Linked DNA regions of Mus musculus: region 1 is linked to region 2. The links are chromatin loops, found by intact Hi-C in ENCODE. Cell type or tissue: left cerebral cortex. All regions are shown on one strand.

Evidence for each region. Peaks named below come from ENCODE experiments on the same cell type or tissue, not always from the same donor. Only the 100,000 strongest peaks of a DNase experiment are listed, where the experiment ranks them.
Region 1: it touches region 2 in a loop (2.4-fold over the local background); 7 of 42 quality-filtered maps call a loop at or near these places.

What each region holds. Positions count from the first base shown.
Region 1 is chr1:37,673,741-37,681,740 of GRCm38, forward strand. The region is part of intron 1 of Cracdl (capping protein inhibiting regulator of actin like); the gene reads right to left. Among named protein-coding and RNA genes, the nearest start is that of Gm39628, 6.8 kb to the right of the region's middle. In left cerebral cortex, CTCF peaks have their summits at 1,899 and 4,846 (motif pointing right); DNase peaks (open chromatin) are centred at 726, 3,523, 4,013, 4,757 and 1 more place; H3K27ac peaks cover 4,179 bases.
Region 2 is chr1:37,993,818-38,001,817 of GRCm38, forward strand. Txndc9 (thioredoxin domain containing 9) reads right to left here and starts at 3,391. Exons shown (of 5, transcript NM_172054.4): 1 at 3,292-3,391; 2 at 1,816-2,024; 3 at 175-293. The coding sequence starts at 2,004. Eif5b (eukaryotic translation initiation factor 5B) reads left to right here and starts at 4,193. Exons shown (of 24, transcript NM_198303.2): 1 at 4,193-4,507. The coding sequence starts at 4,473. In left cerebral cortex, a CTCF peak has its summit at 4,171; DNase peaks (open chromatin) are centred at 3,194, 3,481 and 4,240; H3K4me3 peaks cover 3,327 bases; H3K27ac peaks cover 2,240 bases.

The DNA of each region.
Region 1 (8,000 bases), 320 kb before region 2:
GCACTTTCTGGGACTGTGAAAGCTGGACAGCATGGAGTGTCTTTGTCACTTTGAGGTTGATTTCTCTGTGTCCTATAACCAAAGTACATGGTATATTCAGCAATAATATCTTGCCATCCAGTGACAGTGGGCAGCCAAGAGCAATAGCAACAGGCTATGTTGTGCGTGTCTCAGAAACCTCTCAGACTGGTAACTTGTAGGGGCTTGCCTGGCACTGAGATTTTCTTTTAATGGCCCATGTCTTGAGAGCAACATCGTTTATTAATATGGGGTACTTTTGGTCAAACTTTATTAAAATATGTTTAATAGGCTTACAGACTAGTGGTGTTCCATATGGCTCTTTCACGGTCCTCACTTTGGAATAGCCACCCCCCCCCAACTGTCCCCTGTCCCCTGACCACAGCTTTAGCACATAGCACCTCCGTTTTAGCAGCCTTTGTCAAGTTAAACTTTCTTCTAAACAGCTAAGATAAAAATTATTTCCAAAGAGTTCATTTTGTCTTGTTCATTTGGTAAGATCCGCTGACAAAGTGCCCCCGTGTGATTCAGAACCGGGGGCTGGTTTGGTGTGACATAAATATCTCCCTCGTCTGTGATTTTGAAGCATCACATTTGGAGAGCGGGGACATGGAGCAATATGGAGACACATTGGCTCATTATGTGCAAACACCTAATAATTCCAAATCACTCCAGCCTCTGTATTGCAAAGGCCTAAAAAAGGCAGCAAGCCTCCCCCTTTCCTAACTGTTTCAGCGGGGGTGGCCACAGTATGCTGATGGCCCCTGCCACTCAGCACTGAATGTCTCTTGGGTCCAGCTGGCTCCTCAGACTAAAAGTCTCCAAAGATGGTACTAATATGCTTGATGGCGTCTGCGTACGCCCTAGCACCAAGTTGAGCACAGTTACTAAGATAGAAATACAGCTCCACTGGCAAGGGTCACTTGCGTCACCGCAGTGGGCACAATGCTCCCTAGGGAGAACTACTATATTCCTCCATTGCCTGATGCACAGGAAAGGGACCAAGGAGGGCAGGCAGGATCCCACAAATAAACAAGAATACTGGGCACTTCTCAACGTTCCCCTTCCAGTAAGCAAAAGTGTGATGGTCACACAGTTTACCACATACTGCAACTCTCCTAAATAACACGTGTTTTCCCCTTGAATGGAAGCTCGATTGAACATTAGGAACATCTCACCTGAGCCAGGTGACAGAGTCCTTCATCACCAGGCAGACTAAGGGTGGGAGTGTGGCTCAGGGGCTGAGCGCTTGCCTGGCATACCTGGCACAATGCAAAGATGCACACGCGAGCGCGCGAGCACACACACACAAACACACACACATGCACACACAAACACATGCATCCATGCACTCACACATACACACACACTCATGAACACACACTCGAATACACATATGCACACACACATGCACACACAAACACATGCATCCATGCACTCACACATACACACACACTCATGAACACACACACACTCGAATACACATATGCACACACACATGCACACATGCAAGTAGGACTGACAGGAAGCATCAGTACACAGAGTACCATAGGCAATGGGACTCTATTTGGGGGTGCCTGTTCCTGAAGCACAGCAAGCTTCCCAGCCCTCCGGCATGAGCTCATTAGCGAAGAACCTAAAGGTTCTTCCTCTATACCTCCATTTTTACCAGATTTCCAGCCAGAGGCAAGAGTACTACAAACAGCTGCAGGTACCGTTGGACAGGCATCTTGTGCTCTGTGCTCCAAGTAGAGAGGGGAAAAGAGGGGTACCAGGAGAGCCCCACATGGAGCCCTGCCCGGACATGTGAACGGGTACCCATTTACATCACTTGGTTCTGTGTAATCACCTGCCTTCAGAGGAGGCTCCCCGCAAGGACTCTGCCCCCTAGGGGTGCTAAGGAGACATGAGAGCTCCTTTTCAGAGTTTCAGGCTCTGAGAGAGAGGCAACCCAGCCTGGGGGCTTTCCTCTTTAGAAAACCTGCCCCACCCCTGATTTCCATCCCCCCGCCCCGATCTCTTGGGTGTCCCAGTGGCTTCCTGGCTGATAGGTTAGATGGGGGTACACTAGGTTCCTGCCTGTAACCAAGTAAAGAACTCCAGGAATGGGAGGCCACAAGTCCAATTTCAGTTTCTACCCACAGGCAGCCCAATGGGCTGGAGTCTGTAATGGAAGGACCTGGCACAGGTCAATGTACACACCCACCAGGGAAGATTAGGAGGCCTCCAAAGGGGGACCCTAGCCAGTGTCCCTGACACAGAGAAACCTGGAAGGCAGCCCAATGGGAGCTGGCCAGAGATCTACACACCCTCAGCCCCTCTCTACATCATCAGCATCCAAACCCTCACAGGACCCTCGGGAGAACCAAACGTGAGAACCATGGCTTTAAACTGCTCAGCTCACAGTGAAACTTGGGTGTCAGGTCATTTAAGCTCCCACGTGATTTCTGGTGACAGCCACGGTGGAGTGAGGTATGCTGTGACCTCTGGGTGTAACCTTCGATACATGAGGTAAGCCTAAATTGATGCTTACCAACTTAGTGCCATGGGGATGCACCTCCAATATAAGCATGCAGTGCTCACCTGAGAGACAAGCAACTGCTGCTGCTGCGAATTCAGTGCATGCCTCATGCAGGCTCGGAAGCCCGCCGTGTCCAGCAGGAATCTGTCTGGTGGGAATCAGGGAGCACTACCTCTGGAGAAGAGATAGGAGGCCCTCAGAATTGACCCAGTCCATTCTGAGAGTTGCTTCTTACAGTGCAGGCTTTGGGTTTCCCTGGAAGCGCTGCTCTTCACACAGAACCTAGAGTCTGCAGGGAAGGGCGGGATGCTTTCCAACCCAGAAAGGGGACAGTAAGGGCGATGGATCCAAGTCACAAGTGGACCAGGTTGAGGCAGGCTCAGTTCGATGTCCAAGGCTTCTGCTCCCACACACAATGCTTTCCCTGTGAGCCACTGGAGGTCAAGTAAGGCCAGCTGAGGTGGAATTTCAGCCCCTATTCAGCACACAGTAGGCAGCACCTAGAAATGAGGACCCATGGGTAATGGATTAATGATTGATTAGGTTTCTCTCTACTCAAAAGGAGTCCTACTCCTAGGCACCGCTGGACAGAGGGGACCATGCTTTGAACAGAACTGGAAACTATGTTGAGAGCCCAGATTCCATAAGAATCTGCCAAAGCCGCACTCTTAATACACGGTGTAGCCTGAGATGGGAGCCGATGGCTCAGGCTTGAGATGATCGATCCAGTCAATGCTGTTGCGTCTCCTTGGTGACCTGTGGTTGGTTTCAGACCAAGGAGAGTGAGACTGAGGGCTTTCTGGAACTGTTGGAAGGATTTATCTCTTGGGCCTGGCAGGATGCCTGCAGAGAAAAGGAAACCCACACACCCAGAGGCTCTGTATGCAGCCGCAGCTTCTCCTGAAGTCAGCTACCAGGGGCTTCAGTTGTGGGGACCATGAAAATCTGTTCTTAAATGCCAACCACCCTTTGCAAGGCTTATCTGCAGGAAAGGAAAAAAAGTCCCAACCAATTTCATGAGCATGCAGCAGCAGCAGTGGCTGAGTGACGTCAAGAGCATCTGAAGTCCCTGAGGCTGTCTGGATGTACTTTCTCTGGCTCAGCTTTTGCATCTCTGGGACAAACGGGGCTGGTATACTTCTAGTGAGGCTGCATCCAGGGTGGATGGTGGTGAACTGTAAGGTGGGTGCCAGCCAATGAAGAGCTATGTGTTGTAGAGTTCCGAGTGGCAGAGGCACTGTCCGTGCTTTTAAATCCCATCTAACTAGCCCAGTAACCCGGAAGATGGGCAAACTCTCAGCCCTGGGCCACCCCTCTATGGATCCCGTGGTTCTGAGGGCCTCGTGCTCTCCAGTGAGAAAGGAAATCTCAGACTCATGGCCTCTGAGTGAGATGACAAGGGAAGACAGACTCAGTGGCAGCTAGACTGACAGAGAGCTGTGGAGGGCGTTTGGGACAGTGAGCCTTTGCCTCATGTGGGGAGGATGAGACACTCCGAATGAATCACCAGTGGTCCAGAGTCGGGTAAGTCACCAGATCCAGAGGGACCAAAACAGGAGAAGATTCAATGCTACCCAAAGAGAGTGCCAGAGAGGCAGGAGGATTGGGGTTTGATGGGTTGGACTAATGGCTAAGGATCCATTGGTACTCCTCTTTGCATCCACCTCCCAGGACTCAGGTGCTACCCACTGTGTGCCCAGCACTAGCCGAAATAACCTCTGAATGGCAGTCACTGCTGGGGCTCATACAAGACTGAAGGTTGTGAGTTGTGTCTTCCCTGGCACCCACTGGTCCCAGCCAGGGCCTCTGCACACCACAAAAGTACAACAAGGCACAGCAGCGGGTTGCTCCCACCAGCTCCAAAACTAATACAAAGTGCGACCGGTACAATCAGCCAGGTGCAGTAACCTTGCACCACAGAATGGTACACTCAGGTCTGAAGAGTGCCAAAGGAATTCCACCTTGCTGTCTTCCCTGTAGCCTTGGGGTCCCCTCCCTAGTAAGTCCTTCAGCTGTCACAAGAAGAGGACAAGGTCTGTCACACAGACTGTTGTTCCAGACCCAAAGAGATGATGTCATGCACAAAGGAGCTAATGGAAGGGATTATTGCTCACTGGTATTTTTGGCAGCTCTCAAAATGCAGCACATGGAGACCCACCCACACCACCTCCAGGCAAGCCTGCTCTGGCTGTCCGTCTTCACTCACTGGGATTCAGAAATAGTGCCACCCACATGAGATGGTTTGAGCCTGGGAAGCAGCCTGTGCTGGGGAAAGACAGAATTACAGGTGTCCTGTCGCCCAGCATGGCCAGCAGAGGGCAGCAGAGGGAGGGAAGGCTAGAACCTCCTGCCAGATAAACTGGTCTTTCCTACCAGGGATGAGAGGCCCTGAGTTCCAGAGACAGCCAGGATGAGCACCAAAGTCCCCAGCATCAAACATCACCCAAATGGTTCAGAGGTCAAGATGACAGACTACGATCTTGGGCTTCCTGCCGCAAACCTTGAAACAAATGACAACCGAGTAGTCAAGTTCAAGTACACAAGCTACAACCCACACAGACATCCAGTCAAAGCAATGACAGAAACCCATGGCTGAAATCACTTTCATCAACAGGGAAGGGTGCAGCTGGCACTCAACTTGGATAGCAAACATGACCTTTGAACTCCAGGCTTAAGATCAACACCCTAAAGGAAGACCGACTCAGAAGTCGCTCCTCGAACTTCACGCCACTGGGGAAGGCATGGTGGGAAAAGCAACTGCATTTTCCTCCCCCCCCCCCTTTTTAATGGAGATTAATACAGAGTAACTATCTAACATTCTTGGCAGAAATAAATCATACCTAAGAAGTGTGATAGTGCTTTCAACAGCGAGAATGTTTACAATCTGGAATGATGGAATTACTGCAAAGATATGTCCGGTGAAGTATGATAAAAATTAGGTGCATAAGCCCAGCACAAACTGTGTAAGGAAGAGCAAGCAACACGGGTGAGAGGAACGTTAGATGCTGAGAACAGCAAGATGGTGAAGCTGGGCTCTCACCTGGCAGTCAGCCCCCGACTTCTTGAAGCAATAGAGCTCACTGTGACAGGATGTATATAACATGCCTCGGGACAGAGTGAACATGTGACCAAACTGAGCTGGCTTAGCTAACAGTCCGTGGGAGTCAAGACACTGTTAGTGATCAAATTAATTAATCAACATTCAGAAAATGTTGGAATAAGGACCTCCCCACCCCATGCCTGCCTCCGCCTCCCAAGTGCTAGGATTAAAGGCGTGCGCTACCAACTGCTCGGCAGGTTGAGGCTTCTTTAAAGTTCCATCCCATGATGATGAAGCTGCTGCTGCAGGTGGCGATGATGCTGCTGCTGCTGGTGGTGGTGGTGGCGATGATGCTGATGATGCTGAAGATGTATTAATTCCCTCACTTTAGAAAGGGGAAACCCACTGTAATTTAGGAAGGTGCTTATCCAATGTGAAAAACATCTCACCTCCCAAATAAGGTGTTTGTTAGAGTCAATTACAGCCAAATAGTACTTCACAGACGCCTAAGGCAGATGGTCACTGCTGCGGGAACAGGAGACTTAGCTACCAAGCTTTGCTAAAGGGACATTTGGCAGGTTCCTGGGAACCCAGAAGGCAGCATGCAGGCCGAACACACAGTCAGACCTGAGCTGACCAGACCTCTCATCTCTACGATCCATGCAGGCCTGAGCACACAGTCAGACCTGAGCTGACCAGATCTCTCATCTCTAATGCAGCATGCAGACCTGAGCACACAGTCAGACCTCTCATCTCTAAGGCAGCATGCAGGCCTGAGCACACAGTCAGACCTGAGCTGACCAGACCTCTCATCTCTAAAGCAGCATGCAGGCCTGAGCACACAGTCAAACCTGAGCTGACCAGACCTCTCATCTCTAAGGCCACATGCAGGCCTGAGCACACAGTCAGACCTGAGCTGACCAGACCCCTCATCTCTAAGGCAGCATGCAGGCCTGAGCACACAGTCAGACCTGAGCTGACCAGACCTCTCATCTCTAAGGCCACATGCAGGCCTGAGCACACAGTCAGACCTGAGCTGACCAGATCACTCACCTCTGGTTAACCTCAATGCTTTGCAGAAACAGAAAATGGGGAGTCACAGGTGTGGATGGCCTGGCCAAGTGCTGAAAGGAACGTTCTAACAGGTACACACGGAGGTGCTCACCAAACGCTGGTCCTGAGTGTTTCCAAAATGTCCATCTAATCATTACCTGATTGGCTACTAAGTGAGCCATATAAAAGTTTTTAGCATCCATACATGACAAAAACACAAGCCATATAGACTTGGCTCACAAAGTCAATAATCAATAACAAAAAGCAGCCGGGCAGTGGTGGCGCACGCCTTTAATCCCAGCACTCGGGAGGCAGAGGCAGGCGGATTTCTGAGTTCGAGGCCAGCCTGGTCTACAAAGTGAGTTCCAGGACAGCCAGGGCTACACAGGGCTACACTGTCTCAAACAAACAAACAAACAAACAAGCAAAAAAACAAAAAAAAAAAAAACAAAAAAATATAACAAAAAGCAACAAAAAACTCCAAAGAGGATATTCCAAGTTGTTGTGTTTATATATATATAAAGATTTCAACTAAAGATTATAGGACACCAAAAGAAACAAAATAGGGTCCATACACATGAAGTGCAGATGTTATATTTACTAGATTAAGAACACAGATGAACCATTTAAAGTATGTTCAAAGATATAAGAAAGTATATATATAAGGGAAAATAGGCAAATGACATCTCAACAAACAGATAATACAAAAATATATACAAAGTATAACAGGTAAGGTGTCTCAGTGAGGAAAGCAGATGCCTCCAAGCCTGATGACCAAAATTTTATCCCAAAAACCCACATGGTAGACAGAAAGAACCACTTTCAACAAGCTGTCCTCTGCTGATGCACACATCCCAGAGACCCATGGATTACCAATCAAGATGATCTCTCACAGACATGCCTATAGACCAACCAGATAAAAATAACTGCTCAACTTCTCTCATTTCATACGATTTTGATAAGAGACAACCCCAGAAGTAGCCAAGGGTAACCTTGAACTCCTGATATTCCTGCCTCCTAAGAGCTGGGATTATAAAACTGTGCCACCATGCCTGGCCTCTGAAATGTCAACGTCACTAAAGGAGTTCAATAGTAAGGGTGAACCCTCAGGTGGAAGAACTTGTCGAGCCATGTGAAATAATACTAACCAATCTCAGGATCAGAAAAGATAGTGGGAAAAATGAGCAAAGACTCAAAGGCATGTGGAACACCATTAAGTATCCAACGCATGCACACAAGAAGTCCAGTGTGTGCACATGAGAAGCTCAAGAGGAGACCCAAAGGTGCAGAAAGAAGAGCTGAAGAATTCGGAGCTGAATACTTCCAAGTTTTAAGGTAAATGATCTACACGCCCAAGAAAGCCAATGA
Region 2 (8,000 bases):
TACTTGCACATTGCTGGCTTGTTAGTTAAATCTCTACAATAATGAAAGCACCTGTGAGCACATCACCACGCAGGAACATGGCAGTTATCCTTTTAATTTTCTCAGTTACCAAGTCAGCAGTGTGTCTACGTTAATGTCTCATCACCATAGAGATGAAGTCAGGAGCCAGGTTACCTGAATGTGGTGTCTCTGTAGAAATGGCAAACCACTTTCTCACTCTCCTTGACCTCTTGAAAGAAGTCTCTCTCGCTGCCGATTTCTCTGTACTCCCCGTGCCCTTTGGAAAGCCACTCCTAATTTCAAGAGAAGCAAAAAAGACCCAGCTGAAATGTGTTTCAGTGACACCAAGTGTCTTACATGTCTCAATCACTGTGTACTTCTGTAAAGGAATCAATTCTATAAATAGCAGGTGTTCCCATCCGCAGTTGGCTTTCCTATGCCGAAGTGGCAATTAGTGCAGACCTAGTCTGTGGGCAGGAGTGACCGTCTCTATGATGGTTCAATTAAGACAGTTTTGCATCTTATTGATTTACCTGCTTCATTTTAAGTTTCACAGTCAGAATTTAGGTCTGAGAGACATGACATGAAAATACCAATTTAACTTTCACATGCATGCTCTTTAAACTAGTAAAATCAGGATTGTTTGATCCAAATGATTACAAAAGTGTTTTTCTGTTTATTTTGTGATGCGAGGGACTAAACCAGGAAGAGCAGGCTAGGGAAGAGCTCTACACTTTAGAAAATAATGTTCTTACAGACAATTAAGGGATGCTGAGTGTGGGAGAAAGAGTGTTCTCCAGGGAGAGCACACCAACTGGCTATCCACTACCGAACGGTCAGCCTTGAAAATGTACACACAAGCAACATTATACAGACTGAGCATGGTATACTTAGAAACAATGTCCTATCCACAGCAAAAACTAAACAAACCAAACCACCTCAAGAAATAAAGTCCGTCTATCCTGGGGACAGTGCAGTCATCACCGCTCAGGAGCTTAAGAACCTATCCATCTCAAAACAGGGAGGGCTTCTACACCAGCCAACAGTGGGCAGAGTCCTCAGAAGGAAGAGTATTATATCCATGTGGGGTCCAGAGCCAAGGAAAAGCCTCACAAGGAAACGTTCAGCTTCCCAGGCTGAGGAAGGGCCATTACCCACAATCCTGGGAACTCTTCCAGCCCCTTCTACCTTTCCTGTGGCAGAAAGCTTGACACCTCAAACAGATGCTCACTCTCCCTCCTCAGGCAGCAGTGGCAACACCCACCCCAGCATTAACTGACCAGGGTTCTAATGAACCTTCCGAGCCTTCACCTTCTCTCTTGTAAGTCAGTGTGACAAACCAACCACGTCACTGAGTGGCCATGAAAACCACAAACAGAACAGGGGTGCTGGCGCTCAACTCCAGCACTTCGTAGGCAGAAGCGGTGTTGTCTGTGAGTTCTAGGCCAGTCATGGCTATACAGTGAGATCCTGCTCCTGTCCTGCCCCCCCACAAAAGATAACCTAATAAAAATGCAGAGTCTAACACTTAAATATCTTCTCGTACAGAACCATGATACTTCTTTCTGATACGTGGACCCTAAGCTTGGTCTATGAGAAGACGTTTCATCTCTCTTTTACTATCAACGCCCCAGTCAAATGCTTCATCTTGCCTAAACCTTCCCTAATGTTTCATCCCTGGGTTAAGTATTGAACATTGACGGAGATGTGAATTCAGAACATCCTGCAAGTGAGGAGGGAAAGTCACATGACTGCAGTGCAGTCGGGAGCTGGGCTCCAGTGATTCAGTGAGCAGGCGGGCGGGCGGGAGGTTACTTGTTTCTGCTGCTGAGCCTTCCTGAGCGCCGCCAGCCTCTTTTCTTTGAGCAGCTCCAGTTCATCTTCACCAATCTGATCCAGTTTCTGAATTTCAGAGTCCAAGTGATTCTCCACCAGCTTAGCGGCCTGGAGGAACTGGTTCTCCAGGACTTCTGAGAACATGTCGACGGATCCATTACCTTCCATTGTTCTAAGTGGTCTTGGTGCTGGGGGAGGGGGCATAAAAAATAAGTATTAAGTTTACATTTCGGGGGCTTTGTTGTTTTTTTTTTTTTTTTTAAAACAGGGTCTCTGTAACAGAGCCTGAGAGGTTAACACAACAGATGCCATGTTGGAGGCACTATTTTGGCCTTAGAACTCAGCATGTAGGCCCCAACACCTGCCAAAACCAGAATAAAGATGTAAACCATCAAAGATCTCATTTATGGTTCCAGAATCCAGGGAAATCCCTAAATACACTAGCTTGCTTTTCGGCATACTTCCTCAAAAATATCCTGACATAAACGTTACAAGTCCAGGTGACAGCCCATCGCTTCTACGACTAAAGGCAGGCTCTTGAAGCAGAGAGAAGTAATTACACACACGTCTACTTGTGTCCAACATCTGCTGGAGAACAACATTAATCTGGGAGTAGATTAATTAATGCAACCAAGACAATCCCTACTCTCTGAGCCATGCCCACTGGCCAACCTAATCTACCCAATTTCTCAATGAGTCTTTCTTCCTAGGTGACCGTAGATTATTCTATCAAGTTGACAGCTAAAACTAATCAGCTCACACACAAAATAAGCCTGGGCATGGTGGCTCATGATTACAACCTCAGCTCTCAAGGGCAGAAGCATAAGGGTCACACCTCATATTTGGAGCGATAGGCCTGGGCTACATAAGGTCATTTAAAAACTCCAACTGTCAGCTTCTCATAAATACTATACAACTGAAAAGAAGCTGTACTCCCAGGATCCCTAACTCGGGGAAGAGAGAGAAGGATCCGAGACCAGCCACTCAGAATCTGCATCACAGTATTCGTTTATCACCGAGAATTTCACAGGAGACCTTTACGTTTAAATGCGGAGCTTCACGCGACTAAAAGTGCTGCCCTGAATTAGGCGGAGGTGGTCACTGCCTTTATATTGGGGGTAAGGACATAACTTTCTATTTATTGAACCAAATCGAGTATTATTCTTACCGACGAACTGGGGGCCCTGACACCTATGTACTCCCCTACAAACTCCTAACCGAAACCCTAACCCCATGTACCTGTCAGCAGACTCTTCGCCACTCCCTGAGCTCAAGAGACTGGTGGAGTAGTTCCGGGGGGACCCGATTTCGCACTAACTGGGGCGCATGCGCCGTAGCCTCCGCAGCCGCCCAGACGAGGCCCTCCCAGCCGCTCCCTCGATCCCAGCCGAGGATGTGTCCTTCATCAACACTGGGACGCTGTGGCACTATCGGCCACATCACCCTCAGCCGTACCTGGACTATTGATGAGGCCTACGGAGAGAGGAAGCCGCAGATCAAGAATACCCACCGGGTTCACACAGGTTTCAACCTCGCAGCAATTGTTAAGGGCAGAGAAGGGGCTGTTAACTCCGCCACTTCATTGGCTACAGTCCTCTCGCGATACAATGTGAGACACTCGCGGAAAGGGCGGTGGCGAGTGACGAAAGCCTCGGAGAAGCCCTATCCTCCGCCACCCGGAACTACTGGCTTCCGAGCCTACGCTTCACGTGGGCTAATGGCCGGAGGGATGGGCGCTAGGCACGTTGGGAATTGTAGTTCTTTGTGCACTGACTGCGGGTCCCGGCTCTACCGGGAAACGAGCCGGGTCTTGAGCCTGAGTGACAGAGGGGCTTCATTTCTCGTTGTGTTTAATAGTTTCGAAAGTGTAGCTTACAGTACATTATAATTTATACACAGCTCACACTAGTAACATCGCCCCGAAACATGGAGAAAATTTTCACCATGCCAGGATCTTCCCTCCTGACTTTCTTAGGCACATGAATTTTTAGAACTTGCTCATACGAAGATTCATATTAGGGGACCCGTTGCTGTGTCCTTATGTCTTTTTCCCCTTAATAAATGTACACAGTTGACAATTCATGAGTGTTTCTGAGAGGGATCCCATTTTTTGTCCTGCCACCCCCAGAACGCTCATCATTGACTCTTTGTGGTCCTGTAATGGACTTCCCGCAGCTGAGGCCGCGTAGGCAGGGGAGAATTTTCAGTCCCACTTCTGCGTCGAAAGCCAGCCCCGGGAAGGGTGCCGACGTGAGAAATGAACGGCCTCATTGTCGTCCTCTAGGTTCTAGAACCCGGGATCCGCCGGACGTCGGTGCGCGGCGCTCACTTGCGGCGAGGGGGCGCCTGGGTTCCCACCTGGCCGGCGGCTCTACTGGAGACGCTCTAGCCGAAGCGCCGCTCTCGATGAGCCGCGCCCTGCGTCCCCACGCCGAGGCGGCGGGGCGATGCGCTTGCGTACTGAGGGCTCACACCATATGTGCCCTGTCCCAGTGCGCGGGTCTGTGGAGAGCCGGGTGCGAGAGGCGGCGGCGCGAGGGGGACCGAGCCGAGCGGGCATTGGAGTCAGCCGGGAGACAGTGGGTCTGTGAGACACCGAACCGAGGGGCCGGGGCCGCGAGCGCCGTTGACAAGCGATGGGGAAGAAACAGAAAAACAAGAGCGAAGACAGGTAGGCGGCGGGGCTCGGGCCGGGGGTCCTCCGGGAGTCGCGCGGGGCCCTGGATGGGCGAGCCTCGACGGGGCGCGTCCCGCGGCCGGGGCTCGGGCTGGGGTCCGAGGCGTGGGGCTGAGGGGCTCGGAGGTCGTTTGGGGGTCCGGGCGGTGTGGGGCCGGGCTCGGGCGCTGCTAAGCCAGGCCTACGGCCCAGGTGAGTGCGAGCCGGGCCCGGAGAGCCCGGGTGGGGCGGGCCGGGAACGGCTCCCTCGCCTCCCCTGGCCCTGGGAACGCCTCCCAGAGCGGCTCAGGAACTTCGGAGGTGCTCGGGGTTGCGGAGAGGTAGCCCAGCGGCTCCCTCCTCCCGTGTGCCAAGTTGGAAACACTTCTGGGGTTATTTAAAGTCCCGGTTGCCCAGTCCTGCTTTCTGGCTTTCCATTTTCCGGCCTCTTTTTTTTTTTTTTTTTGCGTATGTCTTGGCTTCCTACCGCTTCCCTTAAGAAAGGAGGAGGGGAAGAAACCAGTCAAGGGTCGCTGCTTTCTAACCTTAAAAGAAAAAGCCTTTTCAGGGGAAGGAGTGTGTGTTTATGAGCTACTTAGGCGGAGATTTGGGGAGCATGCCTGTGCCACGTTCGATTAAGTTCTTTTACCCTTTTCAGTTGAGTTGACTTCCTGGGCGTCTGCAACCATCTGTTCCATTTCATCTTTAAGTAATGGCCATTCAACTTAATTTAAAACACTACAGGTAACCGAAAACAAAACCAAGCCTTGTGGCACTTCATCGCTGTGGCTCACACAGACATGGTTTTGAAGTTAAAGCTGTTGAAGTGTATGTCGGAACACTTAAGTGTGTGGACCTCGCAGTTGGCTATCTGGCAAGAAGAATTTAAAGACTAGGCTTGTATTTTGGTTTTAGGTCTGTTGGAGAATGTAAACTGGTCTGCGGAATAGATTCTGGGTTTCTTGTGGCAGAGTTAGTGTTTATGAGGAACAGGGTTTATTACAGATTTAGATGTGAGCATTAAGAGGGACAACAGAGGAGGGTTCTGTAGAGCAGGGAAGCTGAGAACTTCCTCTAGAATGGGGGTAGGGCTTCTCAAAGAGTGGCCTGAAAGTTACTGTTAGTCAAATCAGGAGAATAAAAAGAGGTAAGCAGATATTCCTGAACCTTTGGTAGGACATTGGCATACGTGAGTAACATTTTATTTATTTATATTTTTCTGAGAAGAATTTTGAGTTCTATCAGTCATCTATCTATGTATGTACTCTGCATTGTCTGTTTCTGTGTTAAATCATCACCCTACCCTGCCTTTGCCGGTCTGCAAACATCATCACTTGGCCAGTTCTAAAATACCCACTTGTTGGACAGTCTAAACCAAATCTGAGGCCTTTCATGTGTACAAACGTCAGGTGTATCTGGAAGATAAAGGTTGTGCTGGGGCCCTGTAGAAATGTAACAAGACAACCACAGTTGGATTGGACTAAGGAATAGGAACTGTTTTCTTACCTCTAAAGCTAGTTTCTGTTTTCCCTGATAGCGTTTTTTAGAGTTGTTAAAACTGGGTCTCACACAGCTTAGCCTGGCTGCTTCTCTGTGTGGCCAGAGGGGCTTCCTTGAACCTCCTGACTCTCCTTCACCTTGTAAGGAATTACAGGAGTAGATTACTAGGAGGCTTCCTTGAGTTTTTAAAGTTTTTTTTTTTCCAGTTTATCTGTTTGATTCATGTTTATACCAAGTTTAAATTTAAAAAATCCATATTTTTGTTACTCAGTTTCTAGTTTTTACTTACCTTTCGGACTTTTTAACGATGGAGAAAAGCTATTGGAAGGAAAGATACTAATTTTTGTCTGCAGTTTTAGTAAAGATTTGTTTATAAAAGATTTTCCCCTGTGGGAAATCTTTAGAACAGAAGAGATCCAGCTCCACTCTTGGTATACTAACACACTAACCATTTGAGAACAGGCTCTTGGTGCATCCCTTTGGCTCACTTTGATGGCAGTGCACCCTGTGAGGTTTATGTTGCATGGTCTAGTGCTTACCAGATCCTTGCTCAGGCGCCTTTCCCCAGTGTGGATCAAGCAGTCTGGGGCTCTGCCCTGATCACTAAAATTGCCTGGCTTTTAAAAAACTTCGGTACCTCATATGGGGTGTTAGGGTTGGGGAAACAAACACACAGCTTTCTGGGTTTGTTTGTTTTGTGTGTGTGTGTTTAAATGATACTCTTTTTTTTTTTTTTTTTTTTTTTTTTTTTTGGTTTTTCGAGGCAGGGTTTCTCTGTATAGCCCTGGCTGTCCTGGAACTCACTTTGTAGAAAAGGCTGGCCTCGAACTCAGAAATCCGCCTGCCTCTGCCTCCCGAATGCTGGGATTAAAGGCGTGTGCCACCACGCCCGGCTCTTTGTTTTGTTTTTTGAGACAGGGTTTCTCTGTATAGCCCTGGCTGTCCTGGAACTCACTCTGTAGACCAGGCTGGCCTCGAACTCAGAAATCTGCCTGCCTCTGCCTCCCAAGTGCTGGGATTAAAGGTGTGCGCCACCACCGCCCAGTGATACTCTTATCTTAAACGATATTTTAGAAAATATTTTTTAAATGGACAGAAATGAAGGCTAGGAAGAAAGTCTCAAAAAAAGGTCTCATTTGGGGACATTCCCTTCGACAGACCCTACTTGAGACGTTTTCTGTCATCACCCCTCAGGCTTCCAGGCTCTATCAAGCCAGCATGCTTCCTTCCGCTCAGGTGGACGGGGGTGAGAAATGGGCAGCTGCTTGGTAGATAAGGAGGAGGCAGAGACACTTTAACTCTTGCAAAGAACTCAAATTACTTGATTATTCTTGTCTACGGTCTTATGCTTAATCCTTATTTTAGCTTTTTAGCCATTCAGTATTGGGTTTCAATTAATTTTACTTGTCCGATTTTTACATGATTAGAATATGTTTTATTATATCAGTAGCTGAGATAGATTGTTTTATCTGTATTTTAGAATTCTGGAATTCTGTTTGGGCTTGTATAATTCTGAGAGGAAGCTTTCCCATAAGGTGTGGTAACAAGGTTTTTTGGTTTTGTTTTGTTTTTTTATTGACTGAGGAATGAGAGACAGAATGGTGATGCGGCATTGCTGTTTACCCTGTAACCTTCCTCGTCTAGTGCATGTCGATAGTCTATGGGACAGTGAATGCTGTAGTGATAGCCTGTTGTTGCTGTGGTTGTTACAGTGGATGTCACTCACTGGTAATATGCAGGGGACAAGGATTCTGTGTAGCCCTGGCTGTCCTGGAACTCACTCTGTAGACCAGGCTGGCCTTGAACTCAGAAATCTGCCTGCCTCTGCTTCCCGGGTGCCACCACCGCCCAGCTTTCTTTGTCTTTTTTTACTATTAGTTCTTTTTATTTTCTCCCTAAATCTATATAAAGATAATAATACCTAAGTATTGTAGATTTTTCAGTTTAGATGAATCTTTTCTGTACCTTAATGGACTCAAACAACCTCTTCCCAAGCCTGCTAGATATA